2 separate regions of the Homo sapiens genome follow, and region 1 is linked to region 2. Evidence: read pairs that join two places in POLR2A ChIA-PET (ENCODE). Cell type or tissue: GM12878. All regions are shown on one strand. Links, peaks and the distances in the headings refer to the core of each region. The heading gives the core; the rest is flanking DNA.

Region 1 (10,479 bases), core at 1,126-9,125, 250 kb before region 2:
CAAAAAAAAAAAAGGAAAAAAAAATAAAAAATTAGCTGGGCGTAGTGGCACATGCCTGTAATCCCAGCTACTCGGGAGGCTGAGGCAGGAGAATCGCTTGAACCAGGGAGGTGGAGGTTGCAGTGAGCCAAGATCACCCCACTGCACTCCAGACTGGGCAACAGAGCGAGACTCCATCTCAAAAATAATAATAAGGCTGGGTGCGGTGGCTCATGCCTGTAATCCCAGCACTTTGGGAGACCAGGGCAGGTGGATCATGAGGTCAGGAGTTCAAGACCAAGCCTGGCCAACATGGTGAATCCCCTTCTCTACTAAAAATACAAAAATTAGCCAGGCTTAGCGGCAGGCGCCTGTAATCCCAGCTATTCGGGAGGCTGAGGCGGGAGAATCGCTTGAACCGGGGAGGCGGAGTTGCAGTGAGCTGAGATCGCGCCACTGTACTCCAGCCTGGGCGACAGAGTGAGACTGTGTCTTAAAAAATAATAATAAATAGGCCGGGCGCGGTGGCTCATGCCTGTAATCCCAGCACTTTGGGAGGCCGAGGCGGGTGGATCACGAGGTCAGGAGATCGAGACCATCCTGGCTAACACAGTGAAACCCCGTCTCTACTAAAAAATACAAAAAATTAGCCGGGCGTGGTGGCGGGTGCCTGTAGTCCCAGCTACTTGGGAGGCTGAGGCAGGAGAATGGCGTGAACCTGGGAGGCAGAGCCTGCAGTGAGCCAAGATTGCACCATTGCACTCCAGCCTGGGCGACAGAGCGAGACTCCGTCTCAAAAATAAATAAATAAAATTATAATAATAATAAATAATAATAATTTTACCTTATTTTTGACTTGGGGAAATGGATTAAATCTAAGTTTGTTGGCATAGTTGCTCAAGCATTCATCCCTCTGAAGTTCAGAATTATTTTACCTTTTTTATTCTTTCACTCTTTGGATATGTTTTTATTGAAAAGCCACAGTATGCTGGCTTGTGGTCACTTAAAAAGAAAAACATTTTTTAAAGAGAAGGGAAAAAAAGAAACGCCACAGTACTATTTGTAAAAGGGGATAGTGGGTGGCTGCCAAGAAAAGATTTCCAAGCAAACTCCTTTTCAGTGTTTATTCATTTGAAGAGCCTCCTTGGGGCAGCTGCAAACTGTGGTGTCCTTGGTGCTGTTCTCAGTCTGCGCCTGGTCATTGCAGGGCCCCGTGAAGCACGTGTACAGAGTCCTGCAGTGTCAGGAAGAAGAGCTCACGCAGATGGTGTCCACGATGTCCGACGGCTGGAAATTCGAACAGGTACATCTCTTAACAGAGCAGCAATCCCAGGCCCCGTTCAAGGGGTCTGCAGCTCTTCAAACAATCAGTGTGGATGGCCAATTAATAACCACGGGAGACGGCTACGGCCAGGTGGGATCCTATTCCAAAACATGGGCAAAGAGCCATTTGGTGGGCACTGCTGGCCTAGTGGTGCGTGAGGAGTTGGGGAAACAGAGGAGCATCATGTCTTAGCTTCACACGCAGACTTTCCAGGGGAGCCAACGAGCAGTTTAGGCTTGAAGTGCCTCAAAGCCTTTGGTTTTTGTTCCCTCACAGGGATCGTAGAATGAGTCCCTAAAGGAGACTGGGATTCGACAACAATCCTTCCATTTCTTTTCCCAGGGTCAGAACTTTTTGGTTCTGAATGTCTTATGTAATCCACCGTGAAGAGCTTGGTGAACAGCTGTGCTAGGAAGGATCAGGCGCCATGGGAAGTGTGGTGCGGCCGTTTCCCCTACTTCTCTCCGCCTCGTGCTTACGACTGAGCTATCAAAACAAAGCTATGACAGTTGGAGCTTCACTGTTCTCCTCCATTAGATGGCAGACTTGTTAAATTCTGTTGCCTTCAAAACATAGGAAGGCCAGAGCGAATAGAGTAAATACAATTTTTTTTTTTTTTGGAAAGTCAAATCCCTTTCTTCATTCCATCCCTTTTAGACATGGCATTTAAAACAGACATTGCTACATCACTAACTTCCCACAAGCTGTGGTGTCCACTGGAAAAATGTAGTCCTTGATATTTCTATTTCACATTCAAGTGATCCTCTGCCACTTATTAACTGGTTCACTTCAATTTCAAAAAGCCAAAAAAGTCCTCTAACATAAGCCTTCCAAGGTGATACTTTCAGAAACCAGGGTTGGAACTAACCAGACAACAGCGCGACAGCCAAGACCAGCTGCTCTTGATGCCCTTTTCACTTCTGTGTTGTCCTGGTTGAAGTTGGCAAAGAGCAGCTGGCCGGCGCCGGCCTCCCCGCTCTGGCTCGCCAGGTTCATGGCTGGGCGCGTGGCGAGTGGGCCCGGCCAGGGAGGGCGCGCGTGCGAGGGCGGGTCAGGCTGCACTCAGGGTCTCGGTCGCCGCCACTCGCCACCCTGGGATCAACCGCCTGAGTAAATATGATTTTATACGGATTATGCCTACTTATGTGTAGAGTTTTAACAGGTCAACAGCTGTCTCACCAGATGCTTACCTTCTAAAAGAAAACTCACACTTTGCATTAATGCTGTTATCTCACAGATCAAGTGCAAAGCTGTCTCTGCCTTCAGAGCCAGCGGTGATTATTTCTCACACTTAGCTTCCACCACGGAATCCACTCTGCCTGTGTCTGTCATCCTGGTTCTTACTGGGCATGGGTTGTAAAACGTCGCCAAGAGTTTAATGCCCTCCACTCCAGAAGTATTTTTCCTAATATGAGCTCTTAAGCAAAGGATTTTTTTAATGTATTCTTTGTGAAACTAAAATGAATAATTTCTTGTTAATTTCTCATCTTATTACTGTCCCGTGGGAAGACGGAGGGTGTTCCTATTGCCTCCCTTCTGGATGAGGAAGTTTGTTTCAGACAGGCGGAGGCGCCCCCAGCCCCATCCTACCACAGTCAGCCATGCCGCCCATGTGAGGCCTCGCCTGCTCACTGGGATGCCCTCACCCTCTGCCTGAGCTGCTCCCCTGCGTGTGTATTTCCTCTTTAGAATTAAATTCTGAATTCTATTATCCAAAAAGGTTAAAAGTACCAGCATGCTGGGCACGGTGGTTCACACCTGTAATCTCGGCACTTTGGGAGGCCACGGTGGGAGGATTGCTTGAGTCCTGGAGTTCGGAGACCAGCCTGGGCAACATAGCGAGACCCCCCTTCTCTATCAAAAATAAAAGAATTAGCCAGGCATGGTGGCTGTAGTCCCTGTAGTCCCAGCTACTCAGGAGGCTGACGTGGGAGGATCACTTGAGACCAGGAGGTGGAGGCTACAGTGAGCTGTGATTGCACCACTGCACTCCAGCTTGGGTGACAGAGCTAGACCCTGTCTGGAAATAAAAAGTACCAGCAGCATATGACTTCCAGTAGCTGATCAGTGATTGGCTCGGTGCTTTCCAGAGCCTCCTGTCCCCAGTCTAGGGCTTCTGCTGATAGAGGAGCCAGCTGTGTGTGTGACTGAGGCAAATGTCCATTTTGTTGGCAGATGCGTTCTGTCTTCCCTTGCTGTGCTCGACGGGGCGTGGGCATGTTAATCCTGCCGCTGACGGGGGGGGACTTCAGAGCTTGGGTGAGGGGACAGTGGAGCTCATACTCTTCCTCCTGGGGAGGCCTCACCAATGATGCCCTGATGAAGAACAGGCCCATTTCTCCCCGGGGGCTTTGGTAGTCACAGAGAACTCATATAAAGAGTTAAACCTTTGATAACTTAAAAGTTCAGTCGGAAGAGGGGTGATTTGTGTAGCACTTTCGAAAGTATGTTAAGATTGCCACATGAATGTTCACTGTATTCTTGGTTCATCAGCTCATCAGCATCGGATCTTCCTATAACTACGGCAATGAGGATCAGGCAGAATTCCTCTGTGTTGTCTCCAGAGAACTAAATAATTCTACCAATGGCATCGTCATAGAGCCGAGCGAAAAGGCGAAGGTAAGGAGCCCCTTCCCTGGGCAGTTGCCTCTGGCTTGCTTGTTCGCACCCCCTCCGTGGGCTTTTCCTGAACTCTTGCTCCTCACTTCTTCCCTGGCCTTCTAGAGCCAGCGTTGCATTTTCCCCTCGTTTTGTTATTTTTGACTGTTGTAATTTAATTGGGATTTACGGAGCACTGACAGGTGTTTTTAGTTAGAAAATATGAACCTAAAAAGGGTAGACTTTCTCCATCCTCTGCCAAATCAATGAAAAAGAAAAGCTGGTTGCCACTAATTACTACAGGGTAGGATTTCTGAACTCAGACTTGGAAGGTATTTTGATTTATTCTTTAAAACTGTGCTTTTTTCACTGCCTCAGGAGAAAAGGGTGTTTTCTTACCTTGGTGACCTTTACCTCCCTTAAGTTCCTGGAAAACTGTTTCTTTTCCCTCCACTGTGCACCCCCCTCACCCCCAACACACACACACACACACACACACACACACACACACACACACACAGCTTCTAAATCGTGGATACCAGGTAAGCTGGAACCACTTCCTTTCAGTTGGCAAAGCTTTGGTCCAACAGCATATAAGCTTTAGACCCAGCTGTGCCCAGCAAGAGAGTGTTTCGCACCAGAAGCACTGCGGGTGAGGCTGCGGCTGCACCCCTGCTTGCTTCCTGGGATGACAGGACCATCATGCCACTCATCGGGTCCAGTGGAAAGCATCCCCCGACATCTCTGTCTTTCCCTCAGCAGCCTCAGCCTCTCCCCCATCTCCAACTTTCAGATTCTTCAGGAGAGAGGATCGCGGATGTAAACTAAGACCCCGAAAACTCCAGACCTTCAGGAGAGCAGTCAGCAGAGCCCCTCTGTGAAGTGAAACCTCACTCCTGTCCAGTGACCGAGCCACTGCAAAGCACAGCTGATCCTGGCCCCCTGTGAAGAAGTGTTCTGGTCAAAACTAAAGGAACTCCCTCCCCACCTGCAGGACTCCGAAGACAGTGCGACTTCTGGCTGCAGAATACCTTTTCAGAAACCTGCTTTCATTTGCTTAGCCAGTATTAGAACAGATCTTTACAACAGCAGCTGGGCTGGGTTCCCAGTCGGAGCCTTTCGGGGATCTGGGGGATGAGGGCGGAAGGCCTAGCTCCTTGGAAATGGCCTGTACTTTAAGGACGCTGGAGCCAAGAGGATTGTTCCCGTGCCGTGCCATGGTTTCACCCTATGTGTGCCACAATGGACGTTAGCAGCTGCTTCGGAACACCGTCCCTCCTATGCACCCTCCAAGACGTGCAGCAGATGCAAAGGGTTCTAGCTGCAGTTTGTCGAATTGAGGTTTTAGGTAAAGCATAGAGTTGCCAGAGTACCCCGCATTCCCATGAATAGAGCCTCCAAGGAAAGGGAGGATGGGGTGTCCTTTGTTGTGGTTGGAGGTTGGTGATCATTGCTCTGGATTTGGGGCTCCCGGCTGCCACCACATGCAGCTTTGCCTCACCTTTCTCCAGCAGCCGGGACCCTCTGGAGAGCTTGTTTTCCCTCCAAGAAGAGGTTTGAGACAGGCGGCATCCTGCACTGAGTCAGACAAGTGGGAGCTGTAGGAACTGCACCTGCAGCCTCTTCTTACTCCCCATTGACCCTGTCTTCCTTCCCTGGCTTTTTCAACTGGACCAAAGATGAAGGCACTTATGGACCCTTTGATGGCTTGGAGTGGGGAAGGCTGTTTCTTTGAAAGTTGCCAAATGTGTTATGTTGTGTCTCAGAGAGAGTTATTTCTGTGACTCTCTTGGAAATGCCTTGACTGAATGTGCAATATTTGTGTCTCTTGGTTTCTAACCTTGGCGGACCTGCTCCCCTCTGTACTGTCCCCAGTGGTATGTATGTATGTGCTAGGCAGTCTGGGGACCCCCTGTGTCTCTGACCACCCCCCTGACCCCCGCCATTACTTTCTTTTCTGGAGTGCCATGCTGGCGAGGATCCGGATGCGGCAGCACCCTCTTTCGGGCTGCATCCACAGAGTTTGTGTCCACACTTTCTCTCCGAGCATGTGGGTCTCGCTGAGCAGTCATGGAATGCGGTAGAGCCAGGGGACCCTGTCTGCCCCGAATAACTTTCAGTAGTATGGCAGATGGCACAGAGAAAGGGAAGGGGCTCTGGGGACTTCTCCTTCTATGAAAGCCTCCTCGAGCCAGGTGCTCCTGGGCACCTTCAGAAGTGATGTCCTGTGTGCTCCACAGCTCACCTGCTTGCCAAGGTACGTCTGGGTAGTAGTTTCTGGAAATGACTGCAGACTGTGCCAAATGTCTTTTGAGCTTCTGACCTGACCATGCCCAGATGGCATAACTTTTCCCTAGGACCCTCAGTCTCCTTGTTTCTCTGTATCTGTAGCATAGCATAGAACCCGGTATACAGGGGTTTCTGCTGACACATCAACGTCTACACACCTATGCGCCACATTTTACAGCTGTAAAGTGTTAGATGAACTGCCGTCCTCAGTAAAAGCAGCCACCCCTTCAAGAGTCACAGGCATCCATCCAGTCGTATCTTTCAGAGAAAAAAAAAGTTAGATGTAGCCAAGGAAAGTAGTGATCACGGGAAGGACTGCTCTGAGCCGGGTAGGATGGAGGACTTTGGAAGAGGCGCTCCTTGGCCAGGTCCAATGAGTAACATCAGACTGACAGAGGAAAAGCAGCTTGGTTTGCGGCCTTGTGCCCAGTCTCGTTGAGGCGCTTGTCCCTGTCTGCTTTCCTGGGGCATGCCTGATCAGCGTGGGCTGGAGCTCCTAGACCAACCCCAGCTTTCTCACCAGGTTCAGCAAGGAGGCCTGGGGGTCAGACACCAATGTTGAGCACCTCCTGAGGGCGCCGTTTCCTTCATTCCTCTTAGATTCCATAGTTGCCGCCATGAAAAGACTGCTCTTGAGCCCCAAGGCACAGGCACGTGCTCTGGGAAATAGACAGGAGTGGTATTTCCGCCCTCTCGGAGGGCTGGTGTTCACCAAGTTTCCCTCCTCGCTGCAACCCAATGACACCTGTATTGTTCCAGCGCTCCAGGACTCTGGGTTCTTAAGATTTCTGGGAGCGTTGTTCACCCACCCCCTTTAGGAACCAGGCTGGTGTTCTTGCTTGAAAGCGTTGTGCCCTCTGAGTGTCTGGCTGATCACATCAGAGAGGTCTGCGTGGCAGTTTGGGGCTGTCACGTGACCAGTGACCCACACTCTCTGCTGCCCAGTACTGCCAAGTGGGGAGGGTCCTGCCTTTTTCTCTGCCCCAGGTCTGGGACGCAGGTGATGCCAGCCAGGCCCAGGAGTGCCCAGCATCCCCCAACTGATGACACAGTAGCACTGATTCTGTCTTTTCCTCAGAATCTGGCCTTTTTCCATGGCAATGAGGTGGGGCCCAGCCTCCTCTAAAGTGACTTTGTTTCTGCACAGTTGTAACTGCTCTTGGGGATGTCAGTGAGGCTGGGAGCAGGGAGCCACGGGATGCTGAGAGAGGAGGCCCGAGAGGACACCCCACCCTCCAGCGTGGCCTTTGATCCAGACTTAGGGACGAGGCTGTCACTGGTGGGCACCCTCTGTTCCTGTTTGTGTGTTTGAATAGTCTGAAATGCTGTGACTTTTTTTGTGTGAATAAAGATATGAAACTTCTGAATCTCAAGAACTGTGGTGTGTTTTCCATTACTGCAGTCTCCTGGTTCCCACTGTCACTTCCTGTCGATGGTTCTCACATGGGTTTCAGGAGATGACTTAACTACCTTTCCTACCAGGACAGCTGACTAAGTCCTTTTCTCCTGCTACTGAAACCACCAAAGGGGGTGTTGGGCCTTCTCCCTCCTCCCTTTCATTTTACTGAATCTGAAAAGACCCAGAGAATGCAGAGAAACAGAAGGTGGGACGGATGGGCTGCCCACCAGAGAGCTGGAAAGAGACAAGGGGAGGAGTGTGAGATTTTTTTTTTTTTTTTTTTTCCCCGAGATGGAGTCTCGCTCTGTCACCCAGGCTAGAGTGTAGTGGTGCAATCTCGGCTCACTGCAACCTCTGCCTCCCATGTTCAAGCAATTCTCCCTCGGCTTCCTGAGTAGCTGGGATTACAGGCGCCTGCCTGCGCGCCTGGCTAATTTTTGTATTTTTAGTAGAGACAGTATTTTGCTGTGTTGGCCAGGCTGGTCTCGAACTCCGACCTCAGGTGATCCTCCCGCCTCAGCCCCCCAAAGTGCTGGGGTTACAGGCATGAGCCACCATCCCCGGCCGTGAGATGGTTTTTAAGGGACAAGTCTTTCTGGAAGAGAGTGAGTGACTAGGTACAAGGAAGAGGATGAGTGAGGAACGTTTGGTGACAACCAACAAACAAGTATTGATCACTTCAGCATCAGGCGGGGCATGGGAAACTCAGAAGGTGTTAGTCCCTTCCAGACAGCACTTTCAGGTAGGGAGACAAAATGGACTCATACAGCTTAGTGAACAGGATGCGTGGGTGCATCCGTCAGGGTCCAATTGAGACCACAGCAGTTGTTAACTGGTAGTGGAGAAAGGAAAGGGCAGGAGTGGACACTGAGGCATCACAATGTAGGGATTGCAGGGTGCAGTCCTCACTCCTGGGACCTGAGAACAGTGGGAAGACATTGGGATTATTAAAGTGGAGATTTGGCCGGGCGCGGTGGCTCACACCTGTAATCTCAGCTCTTTGGGAGGCCAAGGCAGGCGGATCACCTGAGGTCAGGAGTTCGAAACCAGCCTGACTAACGTGGAGAAACCCCATCTCTACTAAAAAATACAAAATTAGCCGGACCAGCTACTCGGGAGGCTGAGGCAGGAGAATCACTTGAACCTGAGAGGTGGAGGTTGTGGTGAGCCGAGAGCACGCCATTGCACTCCAGCCTGGGCAACAAGAGCAAAACTCCGCCTCAAAAAAATAAAAGGGCTGGGCGCAGTGGCTCACGCCTGTAATCCCAGCACTTTGGGACGCCGAGGCGAGCGGATCACGAGGTCAGGAGATCTAGACTATCCTGGCCAACATGGTGAAACCCCGTCTCTACTAAAAATATAAAAATTAGCTGGGCATGGTGGCAGGTGCCTGTAATCCCAGCTACTCTACTCGGGAGGCTGAGGCAGGAGAATGGCTTGAACCCGGGAGGCAGAGGTTGCAATGAGCAGAGATCACGCCACTGCACTCCAACCTGGTGACAGAGCGAGACTCAGTCTCAAAAAAAAAAAAAAAAAAAAAAGATTCACCTGCACTTTGGGAGGCCCAAGCTGGGAGGATTGCTTGAGCCCAGGAGTGTGAGATCAGCCTGGGCATCGTGGTGAGACTCTGTCTCTATGTAAAATTAAATCTAAAAATAAAATAAGGCCAAGTGTGGTGGCTCACACCTGTAATCCCAGCACTTTGGGAGGCCGAGGCAGGCAGATCACTTGAAGTCAGATGTTTGAGACCAGCCTGGCCAACATGGTGAAACCCTGTTTCTACTAAAAATACAAAAATTAGCCGGGCATGGTGGCACATGCTTGTAATCCCAGCTACTTGGGTGGCTGAGGCACGAGAATTGCTTGAACCCGGGAGGTGGAGGTTGCAGTGGGCTGAGATCACACCACTGCACTCCAACCTGGGTGACAGAGATTGTGTCTCAAAATAAAATGGAGATTCAAGAGGAGGGGACCAATGGAGAAGGACGTGCTGGCCAGTGGCAGCTGCTGCCTCTCAGAGGGTAGAGAAACCACCAAGAAACCAGCACCACTCCTGGAATCAGCTATGCCAGCACACAGCAGTGTTCTGTGGTTTGGCTCACAACAGGAAATACATCGTCCCTCCTTTTTTTCTCTCGTCTTGCAGTCTCCCTCAGCCTGTCCTACCAGGTTGAGCTAGGAGGGGGAAAATGTGGCTCGGAGCAGAGTTCAGAGGGTGGGTTTGGGGCTGAGAGACAACAATGTGGTGACTGGCTCAGTCCACCTGTTTGGTTCCCCTCACATGTACATGCTTCTGCACATACTTGAACTTGCATAGGATGGTGAAAAATGCTGGGTGTGGTGGCTCATGCCTATAATCCCAGCACTTTGGGAGGCCAAGGCAGGTGGATCACTTGAGGTCAGGAGTTTGAGACCAGCCTGGCCAACATGATGAAACCCCGTCTCTACTAAAAATACAAAGAATTAGGCTGGGCGCGGTGGCTCACGCCTGTAATCCCAGCACTTTGGGAGGCCAAGGCGGGTGGATCACGAGGTCAGGAGATGGAGACCATCCTGGCTAACACGGTGAAACCCTGTCTCTACTAAAAATACAAAAAATTAGCTGGGCGTAGTGGTGGGCACCTGTAGTCCCAGCTACTCGGGAGGCTGAGGCAGGGGAATGGCGTGAACTCGGGAGGTGGAGCTTGCAGTGAGCCAAGATCGCGCCACTGCACTCCAGCCTGGGCGACAGAGCGAGACTCCGTCTCAAAAAAAAAAAAAAAAAAAAATTAGCTATGCGTGGTGGCGGGTGCCTGTAATCCCAGGTACTCTGGAGGCTGAGGCAGGAAAATCGCTTGAACTCAGGAGACAGAGGTTGCAGTAAGCCGAGATCATGCCATTGCGCTCCATC
Region 2 (10,479 bases), core at 745-8,744:
CCTATCCCCAGCATTGTCCCTGGATAGGCAGTGTGGCTGCTGTAACAGACAACCCTCCTCCCCCCGTCAGTGATGCAACACAGCTGATATTTGTTTCATTTTTTTGAGACGAGGTCTCGGTCTCTGCTGCCCAGGCTGGAGTGCAGTGGCAGAATCATGGCTCACTGTAGCCTCGACCTTCCAGACTCAGGCAATCCTCCTGCCTCAGCCTCTTTGAGTAGCTGGGACTACAGGAGCACACCACTGAGTCTGTCTAATTTTTTGTAGAGACAGGGTCTCACTATATTGCCAGACTGTTCTCAATCTCTTGGGCTAAAGTGATCCTCCCAAAGTGCTGGGATTACAGGCATGAGCCACTGTGCCCCGCCCCAGACATGTTCCAAATCTAGCAGGTGCTCTGGGTCTTCTGCTGGCTCTCCTGCATCCACCCACAGGCAAGAGAAGCAACAAAGTGGGGAGGCCACAAGGCCCCAAACACACCACACACGTCAGGACTGGAGCACATGGCTGCTTGGAACTGCAGGGAGGTTGGGCACATGGTCCAGACAACTGGTCGGGAGAGAGCCAGGTGAGCACTGCGCACACTCTGCTGCAGAGCCTGACTTCACTCAGCTAACACGACCCTAGCCTCTTCCAGGCTATCCGGATTCTGGTCTCCGCACCACTGCAAGTCAGATGTTCCTAAAACTTATCTTTCATCGTACCGCTGATCTATAAGAGCTACAGAAGCAGCCAGGCATGGTGGCTCACACCTGTAATCCCAGCACTTTGGGAGGCTGGGGCGGGTGGATCACCTGAGGTCGGGAGTTTGAGATCAGCCTGGCCAACATGGCAAAACCCCATCTCTACTAAAAATACAAAAATTAGCTGGGCATGGTGGTGCACACCTGTAATCCCAGCTACTGGAGAGGCTGAGGAAGGAGAATTGCTTGAGCCCAAGAGGCAGAGGTTGCAGTGAGCTGAGATCGTGCCACGGCACTCCAGCCTGGGTGAGTGAGACTCTGTTTAAAAAAAAAAAAAAAAAAAAAAGCTACAGAAGCCTCCTGTGTCAACAGGCAGAATGGGCATCGCTCAGCCTGCATTCGAGTCCCCCACAAACCCCACCTGGGCTCTTTCTTCCTCGTTGCAGGAGGCTACTCAGGCTCCCTCAAGCCATGTCCAGGCAGGTGCTCGCTAACACCGCCACGCCTCTACTAGACCACCTGCTCTGGGTGTCTACTGTCCTATTAGTAACTGTCCAAACTCATTTCACCCAATCCCCAGGGCAAGTCCCATCTGCCTCCAAGCCTCCCTTTGAGCCTGTGCTGTCTACATTTCCTCTTTGAGTCTCTCTCATGCAAGGGCTTGCATAATACAAGGATCAGGACTGAAGAGTGCGTCTGTGTCAAGGACAGAAGGCTCCAGTGGGGCAGTTTCCAGTTTCAGGGTGACTCAGGGCAGCAATGCCACCGTGCAGGAATGGAAAGCGGTGGTTGATGGTGTGAGAAGACACGGGGGCCCTCCTCAGCCTCCAGTTAGAGGGGAGATAATTGCCTCCAATTCCACACGCCCCAGGAATGACGTTCACCATCAATCCCTACAGGTGTGGGCAACACATGTGTAACAGAGTAAATGAAAAAGGGTACACCCTCGCCCCTTGCTTCCCTAGCACAGCGCAGGATGAGGGGTGGGGTTACAGCAGGAGGCAAACATCCACCCTTTCACCCCAGGCTCGGGCCCTTGCACAGGCCTGCAGCACGAGGCGAGCCCTCAGGACCTGGCAGCTGCTATTTTGGAGGCCAACACTGCTGACGCCACGACTCACACTCAGAGAATGGCTGCAATAGCTGTGCTTTCTCAACCCGAATCCAGGAATGTTAAAAAAAAAAAAGGCTGGGGCAGGGCCTGGTGGCTCACGCCTGTAATCCCAGCACTTTAGAGGCCAAGGTGGGCAGATCACGAGGTCAGGAGATCAAGACCATCGTGGCCAACATGGTGAAACCCCATCTCTACTAAAAATACAAAAATTAGCTGGGTGTGGTGGCGGGCGCCTGTAGTCCGAGCTATTCGGGAAGCTGAGGCAGCAGAATCGCTTGCACCCAGGAAGCGGAGGTTGCAATGAGCTGAGATGGCGCCACTGTACTCCAGCAACAGAGCCAGACTCCAACTGAAAAAAAAAAAAGAAAAAAGAAAAAAAGAAGGCTGTCCTTGGAGACCTAAGACCAGTGTTGCTCTTGGGTGGGCCAGAGTTGAGACTTAAAATACGTCTTAGTGATTTCTTTTTTGGACGGGGTATAGTATGGCTTTTAGTGTTAGTTTTAAAAGTAGTGTTTGGAATGCACTAAGCAGTAAGTGGCTTAATCAATATCACTAACATGTAATATTGATCTATCAGTGCTGTTGGCACACAGAATTGTACTCTTTTTTTTTTGAGACGGAGTCTCACTCTGTCGCCCAGGCTGGAGTGTGATGGCGCGATCTCGGCTCACTGCAACCTCTGCCTCCCGGGTTCAAGCGATTCTCCTGACTCAGCCTGCCGAGTAGCTGTGATTACAGGTGCCCGCCACCACGCCCACCTAATTTTTGTATTTTTAGTAGAGACAGGGTTTCACCACGTTGGCCAGGCTGGTCTTGAACTCCTGACCCCAGGTACAAAAATTAGCTGGGCGTGGTGGCAGGAGCTGGTTATCCCAGCTACTTAGGAGGGTGAGGCAGGAGAATCACTTGAACCCGGGAGGTGGAGGTTGCAGTGAGCCAAGATCGTGCCACTGCATTCCAGCCTAGGGGACAGACGGAGACTCTGTCTCAAAAAAAAAAAAAAGAAAAAAAAAGTATTTCCAAGACGCATAAAACAGGTCCACTGTCATTTTTTCCAGTTATCCAGGAACTTCCATAAAGCGAACGTTTTGGGCTGAAGGTCACCCACCCCATGAACAGTCAGGTGGAACTAGTGCCCAGGGAAGGCAGGCAGCCTGCGCCATCATGGCCTTTGGCTCAGAGGCCACCTAAGCAGCCCCGCGCTGTGGGTCACCATCTCCTCCACACTCAAGTCTGAAGGTGAGCCTGTCAGGGGCTCCCAGCTCACTGGGTGGAGGGAAGCGTGTCAGGGAGGGGTGGGGGGGGCGTGCCCTGAAGAGCGAGGCCATGCGCCTACCTCCAGCTTTTCCCCTGACACACTGAGCGACTCCCGGCTGCACGCCGGCCACAGGGCTCCTGTAAGATGCTGGGAGGCTTCCCAAGGCACCCCGCCCAGATGTCTTCCCAGGAATCCCGGATCCCTGAGGAGGGAGATACCATCACTAAGAAATCTGTGACCAAACTGCTGATCACAGAAAAGGAGTGATTTTCCCATTAATTCTGAAACAGTCAGTCAAACGCGAGGGAGGGGACAAATTGAGCAAAAAGCCTCAAATGAGGCTAAATGAGTCACCACGCCCGGCCTTTTCAATTACATAGCTCCATTTTGTAAACTTCTGCTCAGCTTCAAGGAGGCCAGCCCAAGTGGACCACAGGACTAGCAGTCTTGACTCTTGCTGGGTCAAGATCCTTCCCACACATGACTGCTGCAGGGGAAGGTCAAAAACGTCCCAGGCCAGGCACAGCTCACGCCTGGATTTCCAGCACTTTGAAAGGCCAAGGGTGGGGGGATCTCTTGAGCCCAGGAGTCTGAGACCAGCCTGGGAAACACAGACCCCACTGTACAAAAAAAAATGAAATTAGCCAGGTGCAGTAGCGTATGCCTGTAGTCCCAGCTACTTGGGTGCAGTAGCGTATGCCTGTAGTCCCAGCTACTTGGGTGCAGTAGTGTATGCCTACAGTCCCAGCTACTTGGGAGGCTGAGGTGATCACTTGAGCCCAGGGGATTGAGTCTGCAGTGAGCTATGATTGCACCGTAGCACTCCAGCCTGGGTGGCAGATAAAGACCCTGTCACAAAACAAAACAACCCACAAGCCTCCCCTGCTCAGTGTGGCTACACCAAGAAGAATTCAAGTCGAGATTTCTTGGGTATTTTTTTTTTTTTTTTGAGAGAGGTCTGTCTCTCAGGCTGGAGTATAGTGGCATGACAGCTCACTGCAACCTCCACTTCAGCCTCCTGAGTAGCTGGGACCACAGGTGTGCATCACCACACTCAGCTAATTTTTGGTAGAGATGGGTTTCACTATGTTGCCCAGGCTGGTGTGGCATTCTTGAGCTCAAGCAATCCACCCGCCTCAGCCTCTCAAAGTGTTAGGATTACAGGCGTAAGCCACTGAGCCTGGCCCTTATTACCTTTATTTTTTATTTTATTTTATTTTTTTGAGAGGGAACCTAGCTCTGTCACCCAGGCTGGAGTGCAGTGGTGCAATCTCGGCTCACTGTAACCTCCACCTCCCGGGTTCAAGCGATTCTCCTGCCTCAGCCTCCCGAGTAGCTGGGACTACAGACACCTGCCACCACAGCTGGCTAATTTTTGTATTTTTAGTAGAGATGGGGTTTCACCATGTTGGCCAGGCTGGTCTTGAACTCCTGACCTTGTGATTCACCCGCTTCAGTCTCCCAAAGTGCTGGGATTACAGGTGTGAGCCACCCTGCCTGTCCCCTTTTTATTACTTTTTCGAGACAAGGTCTCACCCTGTTGCCCAGGCTGGAGTGCAGTGGTGCAACCACAGCTCACTGTAGTCTTGACCTCCTGGGCTCAAGTGATCCACCTCAGCCTCCCAAGTAATCCTCACTACAGGCGTGCGCCACTGCATCTGGCTAATTTGCTTTTTGTAGAGAGGCAGGGAGTCTCCCTATGCTGCCCAGACTGGCCTCAAAACTCCTGGGCTCAAGTGATCCCCCACCTTGGCCTCTCAAAGTGCTGGGATTACAGGCATGAGCTACCATGGCCAGACCTCATTTCTTTTTTGTTCAGTCTTCTTTGCCTCTGTAGCCAACGTGTGTGTAAATATGCCTAGTCTCACCCTAAAAGCAGCCTATTGAGCAAACAAGTATATTTCAGTTACTCAGCATATTAAAACCGTTTCTTCACAGGTGTTTCTGTCCTTCTTCTTGTTTAACACAGAAAACAGGAGAACCAAATAAGCCAAGCTCTTTATCTTCCCAAAGCCCTTGGTCTAGACCAGAGTTCCCAAAGCGTGGTCAGTGGTTTCTCTACATCAGAAACAGCGGGCGTGTCTGTGTCCTCAAAGGCAATGTCCGAGGATGTGGGGCGGGGTTTGCGATTCTGTATTGTTAACAGGCTCCCCAGGAGTTCCTGACAGCCAACTGCAGGCATCGCTCCCAGGAAGGCCTGTGAGCCCCACATGCTCCCCTAGGGGGATGTAAGCTGGGTGATCACGTCTGAAATAAGGACCCAAGATTCCTGACTCCCCGATGCGGTTTTTAAATTTTTAAGGCAGGCAAGGGGAAAAAAAGATACCAAGTGAAGAATTCATTGTGTATTTATTATTCACAGTTAATCACTACCTACCAAATGCTATCCGCAGAGTTAAAGGATTAAGTACATAGGTCTTTATTTAAACACTGATTTTTTTTTTAAATATATACACACAAAACTTAGTTCAGCAAGGCTTCATGATATACACCAATTCCAAAATAAAACAATCAAATGGTCCAGGTGTAGAATGCCAGATTCCTTTTATCATCTGCGAGGAAAAGAGAAGCAGGATGAGGAAGAGTGAGGGAAGGCGGGGACAGGCTCTGCCCAGAAGAGCTGCCGCCTCCTGGCACAGCAAACGCTCCAGGCCTGGGCCCTGTTCATATCTGGAGTCGGAGGGAGACTCCCATCGGCCGCTTTGGGACTGAAAGGCCCAAGGCTGTCACCAGCTCCCGGAAGAGAGGGAGGCAGTCTTGTTTTTGTCGTGGGAAGGGGTTTGGGTGGAGAAAAAGATTACAGGCACATCACCACAGGGGACCAGAAGTGGAGAGAAGACAGAGAGTTCTGCCGAGGCCTTGGTCTTCCTGTCTTTCCAATCTTGCCTTCCCCAACTCTCCCTGCTTCCTGGGACCATCGGTAGGGGTGGGGAGCAGCAGTCAACACAGCCCACTGGGAAGGGAGGCACAAGCAGCACTCCAGCTTCCCAGTGCTGCCCTCACACTCACCTGGACAGGTCAGGGGACACAGGATGAAAGCCATGGCCCAATCTAAGAGCAAGACAAGTGAAAAGTGAGTACTCTCACTGTGTACCCCAGCATAGGAATAGTGAAACCTGCTACAACTGGAGGCTGCGTTCCCATGACTTCCTCCTCCGCTCTCCTTGTCTGGGACTTGCTGGTTCCAGGGGTGCATATAGGGAGGGGGCGGGGGCCACAACCCCCGAGACGGTGAGGACAGGCTTCCGACCCCCCTGTAAGCCAGATCCAGTGGGATGTGGGAGAGCTGGGCGGTCACCTTCCCTCTTGCCCCGGTGGCCCATCACACTCACACTGCACCCTGGGCAAGCAGTTCCCTGAACCCCCAAGGGGCTCACAACCCTTAAAGCTGGAGCTTAAAGCCTCCTGGCTTAGTACAAGCAGGAGAACGCCTCACCTTCCACTCCTGCTTTGTCTCCTTTGCTCTACCCTGGCTCCCCTGCCCGGAGGGAAAAATATTTACACAGAGTAGGAGACAAATTGGCTGAAAAGCTCTGGACTGCCTTTAACTTATTTTAAAACAAAACAAATTAAAAAAAAAAAAAAAACACCACTCAGAAGCAACCCTTGAAATAAGGAAAAAGGCACTATGAAAAAACAACATGCTCGATAATCCCACTGGAAGGGCCAACAAAGTGGAAAGAGACAGGCTTTCAGGTGGGCTTTTTTTTTTTTTTTTTGAGACGGAATCTCGCTCTGTCACCCAGGCTGGAGTACAATGGCACGGTCCCGGCTCACTCAACCTCCACTTCCCAGGTTCAAGCGATTCTCCTGCCTCAGGCTCCCAAGTAGCTGGGACTACAGGTGCGTGCCACACCCGGCTAATTTCTTATTTTTAGTAGAGACGGGGTTTCACCATGTTGGCTAGGTTGGTCTCGAACTCCTGACCTTGTGATCCGCCCACCTTGGCCTCCCAAAGTGCTGGGATTACAGGCGTGAGCCACCGCGCCCAGCCCAGGTGGGCTTTCTCAGGAAGCCATGGAAGCAGAGACATGCTTTCCTTCTACCCTACTCTACTGTGAACTTGGACAAAATACACTGGGGGTCTGGGCTGGAAGGCAGATTCCTACAAGTCCCCTCCTCTGGAGGAAGCTAAACAGCAAAGGCATCGAGCGGCCCTGCCCGCTCCTTTTTGTGTGTATATACGAAGAACACAGGAACAGCTGTTCTTCTTTCAGTCATTCCAACTAAAACAGACATTTTGCATAGAGAGAATACCAGCCCACTTGGTTTCTTGTTTTTTATTATTGGCGTCAGCTAGGACTATACGTGGCCTTAAACGTCATGCACTGATGGACAGAAGAGAAAAAAGGATGAAAAAAAAGACAAAGGAGGGGAAAGAGGAGCAGCAGTGAAAATTTGTAATAAAAACTCTTCTTAATTTATAGGTAAGTTTTGGCATTTTTAAATCCAACGCCCCCTCCCACCCCCTAAAGTTCCAACCAAAGTGAGAGGGTCACAGGGTGACCCGGCCAGGTGTTCTGCACTCCCTCACAGGCTGCTGTCAGAGGCAGCTTGTGGGTTTAATTCTTTTGTATGTGTTTTACATTTTTCACTTTCTTTAAATAATTGCTTCTTGACTCTTAGACGTTCCGGTTCACGGGGGTGACATAATTGCGGGGAAACATGCCGGTCTGCCCGTGGCAAGCTCCTTTCCACCAGTTGGGGTCTGAGTTATCCATGACATGGATAAAATCTCCCCGGCGGAAGCCCAGCTCTCCATCCTCCTGGGGATCAAAGTCAAAGAGGGCCTGGACGTATGTCGGCTGCTGCAAAACAGGAGCAGGAAAAACCCACATTGCATTCCTGGTCTGTGACTGGCCACCTCCGAGGCCAGATGGGTTCCAGGGGGAAACGAATGCGTGCCAAATTCTCCATGTTTCTTAAACTCACCTCCCATCTCCCAACCCCCCGTTTATTCTTACCTATTCTAAGTTTACAGGCCAAGCGGGTTTAGTGTGATATTTCCCAGTGCTCAGAAAATATTAGAGTATGTCTCCCAGAGGAGGGTGGCCAACTGTGCCGTATTATCAAGTAGAGGGCAGGCAGTGCTTGGAGGAGAAAGTTCTTCAGAAACAGCCATCTGTGTTTAGGCCGTGGGCCCAGAATCGCAAATCCCTTCTACGACACCCTTAAGGTATTAAAGCCTAAAGTTCTGGAGCTCGAATAACATAAGGGGCTCTAACCGTAACTTACGACCAGGGCTCGAGGGACAGGAACGGGTGCCGACCCCATTCCCTCACAAGCATAGTTTTCCTCATAATTTGCTTCCAGGGACAGGATCTTTGGGTGGGTGTGTTAAAGACCATCTCCCTAGAGAGGCTGGCAAGCTGGCTACACACTGCCTCTGGAAAAGCAAAAACCTTGTATTTGAAACAACAAATCTTTTTTTTTTTTTTTTTTTTTTTTTGAAATGAAGTCTCCCTCTGTCGCCCAGGTTGGAGTGCAGTGGTGCAATCTCAGCTCACTACAATCTCCACCTCCTGGGTTCAAGCAATTTTTCCATCTCAGCTTCCCGAGTAGCTGGGACTGCAGGTGTGCGCCACCACATCCAGCTAATTTTTGTATTTTTAGTAGCGACAGGGTTTCACCATGTTGGCCAGGCTAGTCTCAAACACCTGACCTCAAGAGATCTGCCTGCCTCGGCCTCCCAAAGTGCTGGGATTATAGGTGTGAGCTACTATGCTGGGCCAGAAAAAAGAACTCTTTAGTGTGAATGGAGGGTAACATTTTCAGTAAGGAGCACAGAAGCCCCAGCGGCAATCCCTGAAGGGCGCCCGCATGTTGAGGGGCGCCTCCCCTTTCCTACAGGAATGCACACTGAGGAGCTATTCTTAACTAAAAATGATCCCATCTCACCCTGATGAGGCTTACCTGTGGCACCTGTTCTATGTCCCGCAGGAATATCTGCTGGTTTCTGGAGACAGATGTAGATCTGTGATAATCCACCAGCTCATTCAAAGAATTGAACTTCACCACCCAGAGGAAGTACTTCCCGGCTCCATCTCGGAGCACCTTGAAGTGCTGCACATCGTTTCCAAACCTGGGAGGGACAGAAAGCACATGTGACCGGCTAAAGGCTCTAACTTGGCAAATCGAGGGTATTTCCATATAGGAGCTATCTCGAGAGAACCACTGTCCCAGCAGCACTCCTCAGGGACTGCAGAGCAACAAGTTTCCTCACTGGGTGTCCCTGGGACGGACCTCTCCCTATGAATGATGGGCACCAGGACAACATCCAGAAACCAGAGAGGGACAGGCCATCAGTCATTCTCATTCTGAAGATGTTTGTAAGATAAAGAGTCCAGGCCGGGTGCGGTGGCTCACACCTGTAATCCCAACACTTTGGAGGCCGTGGTGGGCAGATCACCTGAGGTCGGGAGTTCGAGACCAGCCTGGCCAACATGGAGAAATCCCATCTCTACTAAAAATACAAAAGTAGCTGGGCATGATGGTGCATGCCTGTAATCCCAGCTACTCGGGAGGCTGAGGCAGGAGAATCACTTGAACCTGGGAGGCCGAGGTTGTGGTGAGCTGAGATCGCGCCATTGCACTCCAACCTGGGTAACAAGAGTGAAACTCTGTCTCAAAAAAAAAAAAAAAAAGAGTCCATGTGCCCTGAACCCTACCAAATAAAAACAGCCGTACTTAAGACAAAGGAGTGTGACTTAACATCCTTTGAATAAAAAAATAATTAAAATCTTATATGCAGGAAGAAGGTGAGGAGGGCTGGAAATACTTTCAACAATTCTCTCGTAACTGGGAATAGTTCAAAGTAATGTTTTCCATTCAGGAATTTTAGCTCCACTCATGGGGAAAAGGTCTCTGAACAAAAGGACGTACTGGGACAATAAAAGAGGCCCAGACTTCAAAACCCAAAAGCTTCTCCATCACTAGATCACACCCTTTTATACTGGCAAGCAAAACCGGCAACAGCGTGGCTGGCTGGTACTAGCTCACAGGGTCTGTCACAGGATATTTGGCTAAAACACCAGCCTAGCGAGGGCGCTTCTGCCTGTCCTGTTCACCTGGCCGGGCACTCTCGGCATTCTCGGCCGGATGCGGTGGCTCATGCCTGTAATCCCAGCACTTTGGGAGGCCGAGGTGGGCGGATCATAAGGTCAGGATATCGAGACCACCATGGCTAACACAGTGAAACCCCGTCTCTACTAAAAATACAAAAAATTAGCCAGGTGTGGTGGCAGATGCCTGTAGTCACAGCTACTCGGGAGGCTGAGGCAGGAGAATGGTGTGAACCCGGGAGGAGGAGCTTGCAGTGAGCCGAGATTGGGCCACTGTACTCCAGCCTGTGCGACAGAGTGACACTCCATCTCATTAAAAAAAAAAAAAAAAAAAAAGGCATTCTCTGAGAGTGCTTGTTCAAT

The links. ChIA-PET counts read pairs that join two places held together with the same protein. Peaks named below come from ENCODE experiments on the same cell type or tissue, not always from the same donor. Only the 100,000 strongest peaks of a DNase experiment are listed, where the experiment ranks them.
Region 1: POLR2A ChIA-PET joins it to region 2 with 5 read pairs; 3 of 35 experiments call an interaction of 5 or more read pairs at or near these places.

What each region holds. Positions count from the first base shown.
Region 1 is chr17:75,058,324-75,068,802 of GRCh38, forward strand. KCTD2 (potassium channel tetramerization domain containing 2) reads left to right here. Exons shown (of 6, transcript NM_015353.3): 4 at 1,187-1,282; 5 at 3,797-3,922; 6 at 4,695-7,563. The coding sequence ends at 4,724. Among named protein-coding and RNA genes, the nearest start is that of KCTD2, 16 kb to the left of the region's middle. RefSeq lists an enhancer at 9,509-9,578. In GM12878, for the core only: a CTCF peak has its summit at 1,839 (motif pointing right); a DNase peak (open chromatin) is centred at 7,609; H3K27ac peaks cover 1,064 bases.
Region 2 is chr17:75,312,691-75,323,169 of GRCh38, forward strand. It overlaps GRB2 (growth factor receptor bound protein 2), which reads right to left. Exons shown (of 6, transcript NM_002086.5): 5 at 8,969-9,137; 6 at 5,386-7,863. The coding sequence ends at 7,678. Among named protein-coding and RNA genes, the nearest start is that of SLC25A19, 28 kb to the left of the region's middle. RefSeq lists enhancers at 3,305-3,454, 3,805-4,054, 7,063-7,202, 7,113-8,312. In GM12878, for the core only: no CTCF peak of the experiment used is centred there; DNase peaks (open chromatin) are centred at 1,381 and 7,399; H3K4me3 peaks cover 1,988 bases; H3K27ac peaks cover 6,628 bases.